2 separate regions of the Homo sapiens genome follow, and region 1 is linked to region 2. A link is a contact called in ENCODE Hi-C data. All regions are on one chromosome and are shown on one strand. The core of a region is the stretch at or near the end of the contact, and the rest is flanking DNA. Distances in the headings are between cores, read along the strand shown. Region 1 overlaps MAML3 (mastermind like transcriptional coactivator 3). Region 2 overlaps LOC105377622 (a long non-coding RNA gene).

Region 1 (2,848 bases), core at 327-2,826, 140 kb before region 2:
CTTCCCAAGAAGAGTTCTGATTAAAGAGTGAAAAGTTTAAGACGGCCAGGTGCGGTGGCTCTCGCCTGTAGTCCCAGCACTTTGGGAGGCCAAGGCGGGCAGATTACCTGGGGTCAGGAGTTTGAGACCAGCCTGGCCAACACGGTGAAACCCTGCCTCTACTAAAAATACAAAAATTAGCCGGGCGTGGTGGCACACGCCTGTAATCCCAGCTACTAGGGAGGCTGAGGCAGAAGAATTGCTTGAGCCCGGGAGGCGGAGGTTGCAGTGAGCCGAGATTGTGCCACTGCACTTCAGCCTGGCTGACAGAGCGAGACTCTCTCTCAAAAAAAAAAAAAAAAAGAAAAGAAAAGAAAAGTTTAAGATCTGTAGAGAGGATGATTTCTCATTGTTTCCAGATTCCTTTATCCAGGTTACCATGTGTATGTGTGGCGTGGAGTCAAGGGCTGTGTTAGACCTCTTTGAGTGCTATATTCTTTCTAAAACTTATTTTTATGCCCGTGTGTCTCCAAGTCTTTCAAGGTTAAGAAAATACCTGAGCCATTTCTATTTTTTGGAGTGCCCAGGTATATTTACAAAATGAAGAAATGACAATAGGGCGTTTTAAAAATGCAATGTTTTTATTTTAAAAAATACAGCATAGGGCAATTATACCGTGCACAAGATAAACACAGGACATATAAAGAATGTTAATTGATAATGGACTTAGAGCAGCCCGATCTAATAACAGGGCAGAATTTTTTTTGAGACAGGGTCTCACTCTGTCACCCAAGCTGGAGTGCAGTGGCACAATCACAGCTCACTGCAGCCTCAACCTCCCAGGCTCAAGCGATCCTCCCACCTCAGCCTCCTGAGTAATTGGGACTACAGGTGCACACCACCATGCCCAGCTAATTTTTTTATTTTTAGTAGAGATGAGGTCTTGCTGTTGCCCAGGCTGGTCCTGAACTGAACTCAAGCAATCCTCCCACCTCAGCCTCCCAAAGTGCTGGGATTACAGGCATGAGCCACCACGCTCAGCTCAGGGCACAATTTAAAGCTGTAAAATAGATGCTATTTTTCAATCCTCTCAGGATTTCTCAGTGACTATATATGTAAAACCTTGTTCGAAGAATATGTCTAAAAATCTAAACTCAAGGTTCTTGTGGATGCAAGGCCCAGGGTCAGGTGGTCTTATGCCCTGATCCCCCATAGGCCCTCACGGACCAGGTATGAGCCCTTCTCCTAGACTTGCTTCCTCTAAGAAGCTGGTCGTCAGCCACAATCTTTACATAAGGAGAAGTACCAATCCCAGATTTCTAAGTGTTTCTGTTTTTCATTCTGCTTCCTTGTTTTTCCCTGCTCTAAGTCCTAGCCTCCTCAAACCCCACCACCGCAGCTGGGCAGGCTTCTACTCATAGGAATGGGGGCCGAGGGTGGGGAAAAGGGTAGCCCTCCTCTCAGAGCCTCAGCATCACATAGTCAAACCCAGCTTCCCACAGACAGGTTCAGCAGTCGGGAAACCGGCAGAGCAGGCTGACACGGGCCCTCCCTCTCACGGCCTCTGGAAGGAAGGAAGGAAGAACATGGGGACACCAGAAAGGCAGCTTGTGGAAGGCCTCTTCTCAGGCAGTCAGCACTGATCTCTCTCAGCCCCCCTCCCAAGGCTGTGGCGGTTCTGGAGATGACGGCGGGAAGTGCCCTCGCCTTCCCTCCACAGCATGCCCTGAGCACTCAGCTTCCCTTCCCTTCCCTTCTTCCTGTCTTGTAGTGGTTGCAGCAGAGAGCTCCATTTGGCAGCGTGGTGGTGCTCTTGTCTATTAATGGAAACATTGGCCTGTCTCCCAGTATAACACAAGATAGGCCTATGCATCAGTTATGCAATCTTTGCTTTGATGACTTCATCAGAAAGGGTGGGTACAATAAGAGAGAAAGGCTCGGGTTGGGGGAAACAGTAGCTCAGGAGGGGGAAAAAAATCTCCCTAGCAGCTGAAGACAGCTGAGACTGCTCCCCCTCCCTATTTTTAAATCAAGGAAAGAAAGGTAGCAAACATATGGGTAAAAAAAACCTAATGGAGCAGCTGACAAACCACTTTCAGTCCATGTGTCCTGACAGCGGCCACTTGCATGCCGGCAGAGGCTGTGCTCGTCTCAGTGGTGCAGGTTTCCCAGCCCTGGTGACTCAGGTCTTCTTTCCACGGAGAAGACAGTCTGTGGAGGCAATGGCAGTTTTCACCCACCTCTCGAGTTCTTGAACTCCAAAGGTCTGGCTGGTTCTGGCCATGCACTGTGGCTTCAAGCCTAAGACAGAGAAAAGCCACAGAGAGCTGGGTGGTGCCACAGAGAGCAGGCTTGTCCAGGTAGACCAAAGAATTCTTGGAAGATGGTCAGTACCCTTCCTCTGGGACTTAGGAGCTCTTTGTGGCAGCAATGTAAAGCCGACCTAGTTGCTGAACCTGTATCCAAGCCCAGTTGTGGAAGCCATGTACAGGTTTTAAAAGGGGACCTGCCACTTAAGCATGTCTGTTACACCCTCTAGAGCGTAAGGTGGGCTCAGGGAGAAATAGTCCAGGTCCCAGACATAACCTGGGCCCCTCTTGAACTCTACATTTCATTCCATAATAGTTTAGCCTTATTCTTAACAAGCTTTTAAAAATAATACTAAAAGTAATATATATTCATAATATAAAATTTGAAAAAGTATAAAAATAAAAATCCCTTATAATTCTTGTCTAACAAGACTATCCAGTGGCTAGTGTTTTTAGAAACTGCTTTTTTCTTTTTTTTTTTTTAGTTTTAACACCTGAGGACATAAAAGAAAAAAAAAAAAAAACTGCTTTCCTCCCCTGCCTTTCTTAACTATATATGG
Region 2 (3,147 bases), core at 466-2,965:
CGGGAGTTCCAGACCAGCCTGGCCAACATGGTGAAACTCCGTCTCTACTAAAAATACAAAAATTAGCCGGGCATAGTGGCACACGCCTGTGATCCCAGCTACTACTCGAGAGGCTGAAGCATGAGAATCGCTTGAGCCTGGGAGGCAGAGGTTGCAATGATTTGAGCTGAGACTGTGCCACTGCACTCCAGCCCGGGAGACAGAGCGAGGCTGTGTCTCAAAAAAATGTTTATATATATATATAATCCTTCTCCCTCAGTTACTAAACAGCCTTCCCTGGACCTGACTATCAGCAATGAGAATTACTCTTCTTTGCCCCATTTCTCTCCTTCTGCCTAAGCCAGAACAATCACTTCTCCTGGAGACAGATTCATTATGAAAGGACTTTAATTCTGGTCTGACAGACTGCTTGACATTGGAGTGAATTCTCAAGGCTTATCAAAATCATCTCGTGGAATGATGAGTTGACTTGCACCCACTGAAACGGGGGCAAATCTCCTTCAAAAGATCATGCCAAAGACTGTGTGGGTACCGGAAAGGCTGTGTGGCAGGGAAAAGGTTTGCTCTAACCTAGAAGCCTGCAAGGTCCCCTCTGCACGCCCAAGCAGCGGGCCCGAGTTCATTATGGCCAGCAAAGCCAACTGACACCACAGGAAACAGAGCTCGTGGGACACCCCATGACACGAAGTTTTCAACCTCATTGCTTCCCCCTGAAGTCAAGTTTAGTCACCTGTGCTGTGCTGGACCAGCCATGAAAGTAATGAGGGAACTGGATCACTCCAGGGAAGCCCAGGTGGAATAATAGGTGTCACTCAAAAGTACAGCTTTCAACTTAAAAAGGAAGGAAATTCTGATACATGCTACGTGGATGAACATTGAAGGCATGATGCTAAGTGAAATAAGCCAGTCACAAAACAACAAATATTGTATGATTCCATTTATATGCGGTACTTAGACTAGTCACATTTATAGAAACTGAAAGTAGAAGGGAGGGTGGTTGCCAAGGGCTAGGGGAAAAAGGGAATGGAGTTAGTGTGTAATGGATGTATTTCAGTTTTGCTAGATGAAAAAGTTCTGGAGATTAGTTGAACAATGTGAATGTACTTACTACTGAGTTGCAGACTGAAAAATGGTTAGTATGGGCCAGGCGCGGTGGCTCACACCTATAATCCCAACACTTTGGGAGGCCAAGGTGGGCAGATCACTTGATGTCAGGAGTTCAAGACCAGCCTGGCCAACATGGTGAAACCCATCTCTACTAAAAATACAAAAAAATTAGCCACGCATGGTGGCGCATGCCTGTAATCCCAGCTACACAGGAGGCTGAGGCACGAGAATCGCTTGAACCCAGGAGGCAGAGGTTACAGTGAGCCGAGATCACGTCACTGCACTCCAGCCTGGGCAACAGAGATAGACTCTGTCTCCAAAAAAAAAAAAAAAAAAAAAGTTAGGATGGTAAATTTAATGTTATGTATACTTTTCCACAATTGTTAATTAATTTTTTAAAGTGCAGCTTCTGATGGCACACGTATCTCTCCCTCTTCTTTGTCTCCAGAAGATGAGAGGGAGCATGAGACAGCAGATAGGATGCGTCATCTTATTGCATTTATTTCTGTAGACCATGCATTGAGGCTGTCTGACCTTCAATTATTCATTAAACAAATATTTACTGAGTTGAGTACGTACTACATGCCAAGCATTGTTCTAGAGGCTGGAGTTACAGCAGTGAACAGAAAAAGATCTCCCCAGTTCCCTAGTCACAGGGATCTCACCTTCTAGCAGGTGGAGAAAAACAATAAGTAAATAAGCAAGTAAGATATATGGTATTTATATGGCAATAAGAGCTATGGAGAAAAATAAAGCAAAGAAGGAGGAAGAAGAAGAGTGTTTCAGGGTTGTATTTTTAAATAAGGTGGTCAGGGGAGACCTCACTGAGAGGATGGTATTTGAGTAAGACTTGAATGAGATTAGGGAGTTAGCTATTTAGGTATCTGCAGGAAGAGTGTTTCAGACAAAATAAAAAGTCAGTGCAAAGGCCCTGAGGCAGAAACATGAATGGGGTGTTTAAGGAAAAGCAAAGGGGCCATTGTGGCTGAAAAGGTAAGCAGCAGCAGAGAGACAGTCTAAGAAGAGGTTAGAAACATCACAGAAGCAGCCCAGATCATGAAGGTTGAGACGGAGTCTCGCTCTGTCACCTAGGCTGGAGTGCAGTGGCACAATCTCGGCTCACTGCAACTTCTGCCTCCTGGGTTCCAGTGATTCTTCTGCTATACCTCCCGAGTAACTGGGACTACAGGCACCCACCACCATGCCCAGCTAGGTTTTATTATTATTATTAGTAGTAGTAGTAGAGACAGCGTTTCACCATGTTGGCCAGGCTGGTCTCAAACTCCTAACCTCAAGTGATCTGCCCACCTCAGCCTTCAAAAGTGCTGGGATTACAGGCGTGAGCCACCCTGCCTGGCCCCATTATTTGTAAGAGTTTGACTCATACTCTGAGACAGTAACTAGAGGAATGATATGATCCAACTTCCATGTTAAAAGGATCACCAGGGGTTGGAGGCGGGGGTGTCAAGGGCAGGATCAGGAAGACTAGTAGGACTGCAATACTCCAGGCAAGAGATGCTGAGAGCTCAGCCCAAGCAGGTAGCTATGGAGGTGGTAAGATGTGGGCAGATTCTGGGTATATTTTGAAGATAGGGCCAACAGGATTTACTGAGAGACTGGAGGTAAGGCTCCACAGAAAGAGAAATAAGAGAAACATTAAAGATGACCGTATCGGTTTCCTGGGGCTGCTGTAACACATCACCACAAACTTGGCGGCTTAAAACAACAGAAATTTATTCTCTCACAGTTCTAAGGCCAGGAAGTCTGAGATTAAGGGGTTCTTGCTTCCAGGGGCTCTAGAGCAGCAGTCCTCATCCTTCCGGGGCCGGTTTTGTGGAAGACCATGTTTCCACGGACAGGGGCAGGAGTGCCGGGGGAGAGAGGCAGCAGGGTGGTGGGTGTGTGTGTGGATGGTTTCGGGATGAAACTGCTCCACCTCAGATCATCAAGGATTAGTTAGATTCTCATAAGAGCACGCAACCTAGATCCCTCACGTGTGTGGTTCACAATAGGGTTTGCATTCCCATGAGAATCTAATGG

The links. A loop is a pair of places that touch in the nucleus more often than their neighbours do. Pooled maps may share reads with other maps.
Region 1: a map of mammary epithelial cell shows a loop between it and region 2 (2.8-fold over the local background). The contact joins two enhancer-like sites. A Hi-C loop is called at or near these places in 3 of 168 maps with a recorded cell type or tissue (Caco-2, K562 and mammary epithelial cell) and 5 of 50 pooled maps.

What each region holds. Positions count from the first base shown.
Region 1 is chr4:139,739,644-139,742,491 of GRCh38, reverse strand. All of the region lies in intron 2 of MAML3 (mastermind like transcriptional coactivator 3), which reads left to right. It also overlaps a transcript of MGST2 not described here. Among named protein-coding and RNA genes, the nearest start is that of MGST2, 75 kb to the right of the region's middle. RefSeq lists an enhancer at 1,546-2,046. Within about 2 kb of position 1,576, at least 27 of the 41 ENCODE cell types and tissues checked have a DNase peak (open chromatin) inside an H3K27ac peak, as active enhancers do.
Region 2 is chr4:139,598,684-139,601,830 of GRCh38, reverse strand. LOC105377622 (a long non-coding RNA gene) reads left to right here. Exons shown (of 6, transcript NR_171655.1): 6 at 260-3,147. Among named protein-coding and RNA genes, the nearest start is that of QKILA, 23 kb to the left of the region's middle. Within about 2 kb of position 1,715, at least 2 of the 41 ENCODE cell types and tissues checked have a DNase peak (open chromatin) inside an H3K27ac peak, as active enhancers do.